Regions from separate parts of the Mus musculus genome. Here region 2 is linked to region 1. A link is a loop called in an ENCODE intact Hi-C map of the cell type or tissue named here. Cell type or tissue: left cerebral cortex. All regions are shown on one strand. Links, peaks and the distances in the headings refer to the core of each region. The heading gives the core; the rest is flanking DNA. Region 1 overlaps Gm41832 (a long non-coding RNA gene). Region 2 overlaps Il33 (interleukin 33).

Region 1 (5,384 bases), core at 179-5,178:
ACAGACTGAGATCTGCTTTAAGATAAACCATGACCGCTGAAGCAGAGCAGTCATGGTTATAAACAAAACATGATCGGCCTTGACGGGTTAATCTCCGAAGCTGGGTATTGAGGAAGAAGGAATTCTATAATTCTCTCTGCTTACTGTATATTGAATTTTTCTAGAAGAGAAAGTTAAGACTTTTTCAACACTCCTTGCCCCAACCACTCAAGGTATGGGGTACGTCTGCCTATGAATATTCATTTCCTTTCAAAAAATAATAAAAATGGTCTACATGTGTATTTGACAACATGTCTTATATTATTGATGTTTCGGCCAGTCTGGTGTCCAGTGCTTTGTGATTATTAAGTAAAATATCCCAGAAAACTTTTTACCAAGCATATGAAATCATTCTTTCTAAAGGCGACTGCTCGGTTTTACCTTGTGTTTAAACAGTCCAGTGCGGATGAACGTACAGAGTGGATTTGGGAGGGTCCTGAAATGTAAATGGAGAAGACCAGAAGTTACCACCCTGAGAGGAAAAATGGATCTGACTGAAGTAACTGAGAGAAGAACTTTACACCCACAAACCTGTGCTTGATTGGGTTTTGACAAAGCTTTCAGGAAAACAGGATCGCGTCTTCAGAGGGATAATCTTCAATAGGAAATGGAATGTCCACGTGCAGAAGAATGGACACAGACCCCTTTCTCACTCTTTATGTACGAATCGGTTATAAAACAGAGTGAGGACCTATAAAATGAAGACACCCAAATGAAGACGACTGAAAAAAATGTGTGGGGAAAGCTCTGTGACGTATAGAAGAGACCTCTCAGATATGACCTCAAGAACCTGCAGGCAACTACCGGCTAAGAAGATTGCATCAAACCGAAAGGTTTCTATTGACAAGGAAGGAATGAATGATAACCCACAGATTTGGATATTTGTAAATAGTATTTCAGATCAGGTGGTAAAATCTAAAATGTGCCAAGAAGCCAACAGCAAGACAAGAACCTGAAGTGCAGGCAAAGGTCCTATATGAACATTTCTTAAGACAGGACACACAAACGGAGAACGTCTTTGAAAAACACTCAACAGCTGTAAGCGCCATAGGCATGCCAATCTAAACCACAATGACTATCGCCGTACATCTGTTGCTATCACTGTACTGGTTGCTAGTTTTTAAAACAATTAGAGAGAACATGGGGAAGGGTGCAGAAGGGGGGAATTCATACACTGCTGATGATCATGTAAAACAGTACAGTCATTCTGGAAAACAAGAAAGCTCCCAAGCCACTGAAAGGAGAATTCCCATATGGTTCGGCTATCTCGATACTCAGCATGCCCCACAAGTGAGTGGAAGTAGAGAGCCAGAGGAATCGCCAGAGGAGAGCATCCACAGCAGCACTATTCAGAATGCCTAATGTATGGAAAGACCCCCAGATGCCCATCGGTGGATGAATGCATGTTTTAAAAGGTGTGGTTTCGGTGTGGAATGGGATACAGTCATCTTTAAACAAATAAACAAGGCAAACATGGCAGCCTGTCAGTGTGGCAGTGTGTCTGGTGGTGTTATATTGAAGGCACAGAGATAAACACTACAGGGATCTCACTTATGTGAGAAATCTTTAAAAGCTGCACTTGTATGTTAAGTAGAGAATGGAGTGAAAGTTGCCATAGGCCATTGGAGGGAGGGACTGAAAGGGGCACACACTGAGCAGTGGGTGCAAAGCTGGTTAGGCAGGGAGAGCTAATGCTGGTCATAGAGCAAGGCAGTTAAAATGCAGCAATATTCCAGAATATATAAAGGTGTATTTAAATCTTTTCACAGGGAAAAAAATGAGTGATTGGGGTGGGGTTAGATTGTTGGCCTGATTTGGTCAACCTTATATCAGAATATTATCTCATAGCTACATGCAACGATTTGTCAATTTAAAATAAACTACGTTTACAAAAGTAAATTTACATCCTGTGTGGGGCTGAATGGGCTGAAGAGGTTAAAGTTATAGAGTTGCTTCTCTCCTTGTACATTGACATAGACTCCGATGTGGATTTCAGGTCATCAGGCTTACAGAGCCTATAACACAATTTTATAAGGTGAAAAATGAATTCCGTTCCATTATAGCTACAGTGAATGAAGCCTGCTGGTTCTGCTTCTTAAGTATGAGGGATGAGAGACAACGGGGAGAGGGGTTGTGTTGGATAAATAGCAATGCAGGTCCCCAAAGCGAGCTTACTTCTGTGGGAAGGAAGCACTAATGAGTTCTGTTTAGACATGCTGCAACCTGGCATCCCTCTGTGGCTGCAGGGAGTGAACAATTGGCCACATGCATCTAAAGTCAGCAGAGCGCAGAGCCCCTGAGAAGCTGCCAACGCGTTCTATGACTAAAACAAGGAGAGTGAATTAAATGATACTTTGGTTCTTCTGAACCTCGTTCCCATCTCCATCTCTCCATCCCTCAGGAACACACACAGAATGGGTCCCCACACCAGCTCTACGGTATGCTGCTGGGTGGCATGACCAGGCCTTGTATACACATCGTTTGTGAACACAAAGAGCAACAGGATTTGTTTTTCAAAAGTTTACACTTTGGAAGAGAGAGCCAGGGCGTTCTGATTATTATTCCAGTCAGCTACATCAGTAATAACGAAAGCCTAACCTGATTAGTGCAATGGGCATGAAAATGAGGGAACAGACTCGGAGAATAATTATGTTAATTAATGACTCTTTGAAGATTCGAGGCACATGGGCCCGCTCAGACCATCTCAAGTAACAGATTCTAAAGAAGACTGGGGAAATTAAAAAATGGAACTGTTTAGAGCGGAGAATGGCTCATTGTCAGGATGTTACCCAACTCATGTATCCTGTTATTTCAATTTACTCAGATTTCTGACTACACATGACTTCAGTGCCCCCATAGCCTTTACTTTTAGATTGCTTTTCCCTCCCTGTGTGTGCATTCTTTAGCATCTGGATGCCTCTCGGTCTGTCTTGCATTTTAACTCCCTTTGAGGAAGGTTCCTGGGTTGAATGAGCCGTTAGCAAATATAGGCTGGGCTTGTTAGGACGCTTTGCTCTCCCCTTGCAGGTTTCTTCTGAGTCAGATCCCAGTTCCTTCTCTAGCTTTGTTTGCACATCATGAACAATAATATTCTCTGGTGAAGTTCAAAATTAAAGTCTGGTTTTTTGTTTGCACTATTGCCAGACGATGCTGATAGGCATCTAACTCCTGGGAAGCTTCCCAAATGATGGGTTTCTCACAGTTTCTTCCTTGGCCTTAAAGTCTAAAGAATGAGTTTTAAAATGTGCCATGATTGAATGTATCACTCAAGATAGACCATACATGTGTATCCACAGAGTCTAAACTATGAACCGTCCCGCCTGTTCGTCAGTTTGCAATGGGGAATTCTAACGCTTCAGGACCTAAATTACTGCCGTGCAACTTCCACATTGCCTCCACTAGGAAGACTCATCTGCTTCTGCTACAAGAAGAAATATATAGTCACCAACCCAAAAATTAACCTCGAAGAGTAGAAGACAAGAGAAGCACAGAGGTCGTGGAGATTGATGGTGAGAGGGAAATCTCAGGAGGAGAGTGTGCAGAGCCTTCAGAGAAGCGAGTACAAACAGGCAGTGAAGCGAGTTGACCCATGCACGCAGCTGATGAGTTTGTTCATGTAGCTCTGATAGAATGTGGCACTAATTAACGAAAGGCACAGAACACTGAGCCATGAAAACAGAGCCAACTAGAACGACAGGAGAAATTTTATGACTCAAGTCATAAAATGCTACAAAGGCATTCTGGAAATGTCCTGGTATATGCGCTTTTTAAAATATCTTTGGCTCTCCATATAAAAACAACTGGGCCAGGCAGTGGTGACGCATGCCTTTAATCCCAGCACTTGGGAGGCAGAGGCAGGTGGATTTCTGAGTTCGAGGCCAGCCTTGTCTACAGAGTGAGTTCCAGGACAGCCAGGGCTTTAGGGAGAAACCCTGTCTCAAAAACAACAACAACAACTGGGGCTGGAAAGGCAGCTCAGTGGGTAAGGTGCTTTCTGTACATGTCTGGCAACCTGAGCTCGAGCCTTAGAACTTACATAGTAGAAGGAAAAAATGAATTCCTGAAAGCTGCCCTAAATATACACACATAGAATGGTGTGCCCTTGCCTTCTCTCACACCCACGCTCACAGCATCAGCAGCATCATCAATAGCCTGCAACTACATAGTACATCAAAATACATCACTTACAACATGAATAATAAGTTATTCCCACAAACCCTAAAACACAAGTAGTTACAAAACTTACAGAAGAAAATATAGGAGAGAAAAAAATCTGCAGTCCTTGGTGTACAACAAAGATTTCTTAGGATATAAAAATCACGAACTATGAAAGAAAACTTGATAGTTTGACTATCACCCAAACTAAAATAATTTAGTCTTCTAAAGACACTGCTAACAGTAATGAAAAGACAAGTCTGGCATCGTGGCAGGCACCGTAATCCCAACACTCCAGAAGGTTCTGAGAACAGCCTCAGCTCCACAGCGAGACCCTGTCTCAAAAACCAGTAAACAAATCAGCAACCTGAAAAGGTATCCTGTATACATGATGTGCATATAACTAATAGAGGACTCACATTTTAAATAAAGGACACTTAAAATTCAATAAGACAACTTGATTTTTAATTGACAAAATACTTTCACAAACACTAGACAGGAAAAAAATCAAAATAACATATACCAATAATATGAAAAAAACATGCAGCAGTATTCATTTAAAAAAATTAACCCTGATAAGGTACAGCTCTCCAGTCATTAGAATGGCCACACTCAGTCTGATGTTACTGGATGAAGGCCTGGAAGATCATTTGGTTCTGAAAAAGCCAGTGTCTGAGAGACCAGTGTGGGAGGGAAAAAAGGCTTTGTTCTGGGGCCCAAGAAGAACGGAGTAGAGGCTTTTGCAGAAAAATCAACTTCTTGACTCCAGAGAGTTGGGGTCACAGACACAGTGGGAATAACAATGGAGAAAGACAGGCCAGCAGGGAAGAGAGATATGTGTGCCTTTTCAGGGAACAAATAGAGATATTTCAGATGTCATATTTTTATGTCCTTTTCATGCTCCAGTGTTCCCAGTTATGGTGGCTGGTTGGTGTCTTTTATACTTGAAGGAGAAGGAGAGAGACCAAAAATGTCCAGATCAAGTGACCCTTGTGTCATAGTTCTAGACAAAACATTGCTTAGTGGTCTACACGTCTACACAGAGCTGACAAGGCTCTGACCCAAATACAAAGGCCACAAGGAGTGAGACACAGTAAGAACACGGAGATGCCAAGGCTCTCCATCTGATTCCTGTGAGCCATCGGTAGGCCCAAGTAAAGAATTAGTGGTTTCCTCAAAAGTAGACTCTG
Region 2 (5,384 bases), core at 140-5,139, 110 kb before region 1:
AGGCAGACCTGAACCCAAGGAATTCACCTGCCTCCCCCATTCTGGGATGGAGATTATATGCCATTATGCCCAACCCTCACTTTGAATTTTTCCCACATTGATAGAGACTACATGCAGAGCCTGGCACATGAGGCAAATGTTCTACCACTGAACTACACGCCCTGGGTTCTCTTCACTTCTTGATAATTACCATTTTACTTAGAACGCAGCAAAAATGGTCAAAAACTTTAAACTACTCTTCAAGCCACATCATGTTATTTTAAAAGATAGTTCCTTTATTTTCTTTCATGGTGAACATTTTGAAATGTGGGGACTGGTGCTTTGTTTTTTTCCTCTCTCCAAGGATATTACATTTATCAGGACTGATGAAGACATGCTCCCAACCTATAGCAAGTATTTCAAAATACAAGTGGAATGCTAACCATAGATTAAATAGGCACAGCTCCACCACACCCAATTTGGATAACCACTGAACTGGTACCCAAGCAGGAAACAAACGTTTCTAATACATATGAAGACATACTCCTGAGTTTGCTCTATGCAATAGCCCTTGCCAAGGCCCCATGTGCTATCTCCCACCTCACCCCACACATCCCCTATGACCAGTCATACCTTGGATGCTCAATGTGTCAACAGACGCAGCAAATGCTTGGATACTGCCAAGCAAGGATCTCTTCCTAGAATCCCGTGGATAGGCAGAGAAGTTCTCTTCATGCTTGGTACCTGCAAGACAGTAGTGGGGCTTGGGCTGAGTCAGCAATCTTCATTGTGCCAATATGCTATCTTTTTTGATGGCCAATATGGCGACGGTGGTAAGTGATCCTAGGGCTGTGGCCACCCAATGGTCTAATGGGATCAATTCCTCCTTAATAATGACGTAAAGTGAAGACCATTTGCACTCCAGTAGAGCACACCAAAGGAAGAAACAAACAAACAAATAAACAGAAAGCCACTCACCACAGTTACTGCCTTCCAAAGCAGCCACTATGAACCATTTAGTTTGTTTCCTCTATATTACAAAATATCACACCACATGATTACATATTTACACATAATCTTGTGTCTTCTGTTTTTACTCACCAGTGTATCCATTTCTAAAGTGGATTCTAGAATAGACTTTTTGAATATTTATTTAGAAATTCTAAAATAGAAAAACCCTTTCTAAAATGGCCAACACATTATCATCTGTATTCTTTTCCTCAAGGAGAATTTAGGTAAGAAAAACAATTGTGTGTGTGTGTGCGTGTGTGTGTGTGTGTGTGTGTGTGTGTGTGTGTGTGTGTGTTGTGTGTGTGTGTATGGAAAGTAAAAGCAAATAGATGCCCATCAGTCTTTCCAGAAATGTACTTACCCGATTTTAGTGAATATCTTTTCGTGGGTTCTTTCCTAAAATAACTAGTCTCCTTTCTTATGGTGAGGCCAGAACGGAGTCTCATGCAGTAGACATGGCAGAATTCTTTGGTCTTCTGTTGGGATCCTAACAATAGGAAAAAAAGAGGTAGATTTATGTAGGTCATATCCTATAATATACACGTGCCTCCAACAGAGGCTGGAACAGCACTACTTAGTTAACTTCATTAATTTTACAGCAAGCCACAGATAGGATATGCAAAATGAAATAGTCTTTTCTCCTTACTGTGACCAAGTCTTTGACAAGCAGCAACTTAAAGGAGAAAGGGATTAGTTTTGCTTGTGTCTCAGGTTCTTTATGGAGGGAAGGTGTGTCTATATCCGTATTCTCCTTAATTAGTTCTGGATCCAGCCCAGGGGATGTCGCAGCTACTCATTTTCAGGGTGGGTCTAAGCCAATCCTTTCCAGAGAATGCTGTCATAGACACATACCTAAAGACATGCCTCACGAATGCCTTGAGTGGTTCTGAATTCAATCAATTTGCCTTTTAAAATGAGCCGTTCCAGACCTTGGGATTTGATAGACAAGAGGCTGGAGTTGCATTTTGCTGCCACATGGTCTAAAGACATTAGGTCTTTAGAAATTTGGGGTTTTTTGTTTTTTTTTGGGTTTTTTTTTTTTTGGTGTTTTGTTTTCATAATTCCATTTGAAGGACCAAGTCTACATTCAGTATGGACCAATCTTTGCCTAACTGAGGGGCACGTTAACATCCATAGGAGATTTCTGCTCGTCATAATTTTTGGAGGATGGCTGTAAGCCATAAAGGTTATTGATACTAAAAGAACTGCCATTGACTGCATATAAAAACGAGGCCAAACACTCTGCTAATTACTTTTATGTGTCTTTTAACTTAGCCATTCATGATTATCTTGCAAAGTTTTATCTTAGTTTTACAATGATAATTCGAGGCTTTTAGGGTTCATGGCACTGCCCAAAATTACATAGCTCAGAGTTGTGCTAAGAAGTGTGTTACAGTTAAATGTTCCCACAGAATCTTGTCCTTGAGCACTTGGTCCCAAACTAGTGAAACTCTTTGGGAGATTGTGAAACTTTTGGGGCCTTGCTGATATACCTAGACCGTGGGGGACAGTCTCAGATTATAGCCTGGTCCTTCATCTCCCACTCTTGGGCGGTGCCATATGAGAAGTCCCTGGAAGCTAAGGCTACCAGAGATCAAACTGGTTCAGCCACCATCCCTGCTGTATCCTAATGGCCTGTATCTTCTAAGCTATGAAGCCTTTATGTTGCTTCTGCTGGGTATTTGGCCATAGCGGTGTAAAATTAATTAATGCAATATCTTTAATATCAAAGCTACTCATTAGACTCTACCTCCATCAAAGAAAAGGACCACTGGCCAGATGTGGTCGTGCCTCTAGTCCCAGTACCCAAGAGGCTAAAGCAGGAGGGTTGCGAGTTTCCAGATCAGTGTGAGCTACACAGAGTCTTATTTGGTAGGGGAAGAAGTAAGTGAGCACTGCCATCTGAGGGAGCAGTCAAATGCAAATTCAGGCAACGGAACTAAAAAGATTAACGAGTTATTTGTTAATTCTCATTTTACTTAGCCCAAGAAAAATTTAAGTCCCATGCAGAAAAGTCCATTGTGTTCTGGACATCGTAAATAGTATTCCAGGGTGAGATGGAGATGAAAACTAGAACATGTGAATTGTAAGATCTCAGTATTCGAAGCAAGCGCGGGCACCAATGTCAGGCATTCTGGCATGTCTACTCCACAAGGCAGTGCCGATAAAGGGCCTCGTTTTCTTGGATCTGAAGACAGTGCATTCTTTAATAGGAGGAAACTTGGGAACACCGAGTCACTTGCACTGAGTCATTATATCTGCACAGAGCATTATGACATAACTGCAAATGAAAGGATTAATTTAACTGTGATTTTTTTCTGGCCATTCAGAAACCACTGTCAATTTTTTTTCTTTTAAATCCTGGCTTTGAAAGAAGTGTGTGAGCAGTCCAGCACCTCGGGAAGGGCAGAAGGGGACATCGCTTTCCTTTCCCATCACCCTCTAACTTCCGTTCTGTCCACCAGAGCTCTGCTACCCTTCTTGTTACTAGTCCAAGAATAAGTGGTCAACTGTCCTATGTTGTACCAAATAACAACGGTGATGCTGTGAAGTCTGTTTAAGAAAACAACAAGCTGTCTCTCTTTCTTTTCAGCTCTTGTATACTTGAGAGTTTTTGGTAAGGTCGCCCGTCTTCATGTTGAAATAACAAATATTTGATAATAGATTTAATAGTGGTTAAAGAGAGCGCTCTTACTTCTTATTTTGCAAGGCGGGACCAGGGCTTCGCCTGCGGTGCTGCTGAACTTTGCCGGGGAAATCTTGGAGTTGGAATACTTCATTCTAGGTCTCATTTTTCAGGTTTCTGTGGGATTGAAATATAACATTAATCCAACTATATGGACCTGAAGTCATCAGAAGCAACCTTGGCTATCTCACCATGAAACTGATAGCCATACAGGGGGGAGGGGGGAGAATAAAATTCAGCATAGTATTCTGACTCTACATTTAGGCTAGAATCTAGCCATAGAATCAAAGAATAAAGTAATGAAAGCACAGAGAAATCTGAGGCTGAGTAGTCTTAGTGTTAATGCCATGTTTGTGTTGAAATCTCAGTACTGTTTTGTTGTAGTATATAGCAAAAAAAAAAAAAAAATAGCGATACTGATCTTGTATGATTTCTCACTGTAGGGGGGTAAGAAATATAAATACGTAACTCAGAAGCCAAGGCAAATGCCCTGCGATGTTAGATTTGAGTCAGTATTAAACAAGCAGTGTGTGTACACATTTTATTTTCTAAATATTTTCTCCACTGGAAGGAACTTTGACTCCAGATTCGTGGTCAGGAAAGTAATAATGACCATAAAACACGTTATGCCAGAAAACGTCCAGCTATTAAAAAACTAAATGAGTTTGTGTCAAAAGCATGTGGGAGCCACCGTGGAGGGTTTCCTCGGGTCAGATTTGGCACCAGCTGAATGTTTAAAAAGAGTAATGGCAGGCAGTGATCAAGATTAAGCATGGTTCCTCAAGAATAAATGGAGTAAGGTTGCCGATTTTCTCACAAGTTCAAAGACCAGGGTAACAAAGGACAAACCAAAGCCCAAGGAGATCTAGTGGAGAAATCACTGGGCATAAAGGGGGAAAACCAAAACAACAACAAAAACAACAGGGCAATTAAAACTCATGGAGAAACAAAAAGATAACACGAAGTAGGAAGCAGTCCAGAGCTCCAGTCCCGGTTCCAGGCATTGGTGGGGGATGGGGAGAGGGACTGGGAAGGATTAGGAGGGAGGGAGCAACAATCACAAGTTCATCTGGGTTTAGGCTACCAGAAGAATAGAATTGCGCTGCTCGCAGCGCAGCGGGAGAAACCCATGGTTAACAGTACAGTTCTCACAAGCCAGGGCAGAAATTAGGTCTAAGGGCGAGTTCCTGTCCACTGCTGCCTAGAGTAAAGACGCCACACCGTCACTCTCCGGTAGTTTAAAAGTGTTGTGACCAGCAGCAACTCTGAAGATCAGAAAATACAGACAGGTGCCAAATCAGGATGCCTGGGAACGCTGCCATAGTGACCGGCTATGAGGCAATCCTGGAAGGGATTGGTTCGGATGAACGAACCAATGAGAAGTTTCAATTACGGGGAGCCTGCTCAGTTGAGGAAGGAAGACACAGTGATCAGTGCTCCCGCCCTCTGGTGGCGAGGACTACTCAGCTCCTGGGATTGGGGATGACTGAGGCCTCCAAGCAGGTAGCTGAAGATTACTTATAAACCAGGACAGGCTGATTGCTCTTCCATCTGGACATAACTAGGAGAGCCGTTTGCTCCCTTCATTCTGAGGTGAACTAGGTGGACTTTGCCACAGTCGCGGACTCCAGAGAGCCTCAGTGAATGATAACCTGCCCAAGCCTAAGGAATGTAGACATCGTCGGGGGATGCCATGGCCCCATAAGTG

What was found. A loop is a pair of places that touch in the nucleus more often than their neighbours do. Peaks named below come from ENCODE experiments on the same cell type or tissue, not always from the same donor. Only the 100,000 strongest peaks of a DNase experiment are listed, where the experiment ranks them.
Region 2: a loop joins it to region 1, with 2.0 times the contacts of the local background. A loop is called at or near these places in 3 of 42 quality-filtered maps.

What each region holds. Positions count from the first base shown.
Region 1 is chr19:29,841,446-29,846,829 of GRCm38, reverse strand. It overlaps Gm41832 (a long non-coding RNA gene), which reads left to right. Exons shown (of 5, transcript XR_877808.2): 3 at 3,336-3,548. Among named protein-coding and RNA genes, the nearest start is that of Ranbp6, 31 kb to the right of the region's middle. In left cerebral cortex, for the core only: no CTCF peak of the experiment used is centred there; DNase peaks (open chromatin) are centred at 2,339 and 2,604; H3K27ac peaks cover 1,021 bases.
Region 2 is chr19:29,948,069-29,953,452 of GRCm38, reverse strand. Il33 (interleukin 33) reads right to left here. Exons shown (of 8, transcript NM_133775.3): 2 at 3,686-3,793; 3 at 1,352-1,477; 4 at 613-723. The coding sequence starts at 3,782. Among named protein-coding and RNA genes, the nearest start is that of Gm41832, 24 kb to the right of the region's middle. In left cerebral cortex, for the core only: a CTCF peak has its summit at 5,120 (motif pointing left); DNase peaks (open chromatin) are centred at 3,192 and 5,072; H3K4me3 peaks cover 774 bases; H3K27ac peaks cover 478 bases.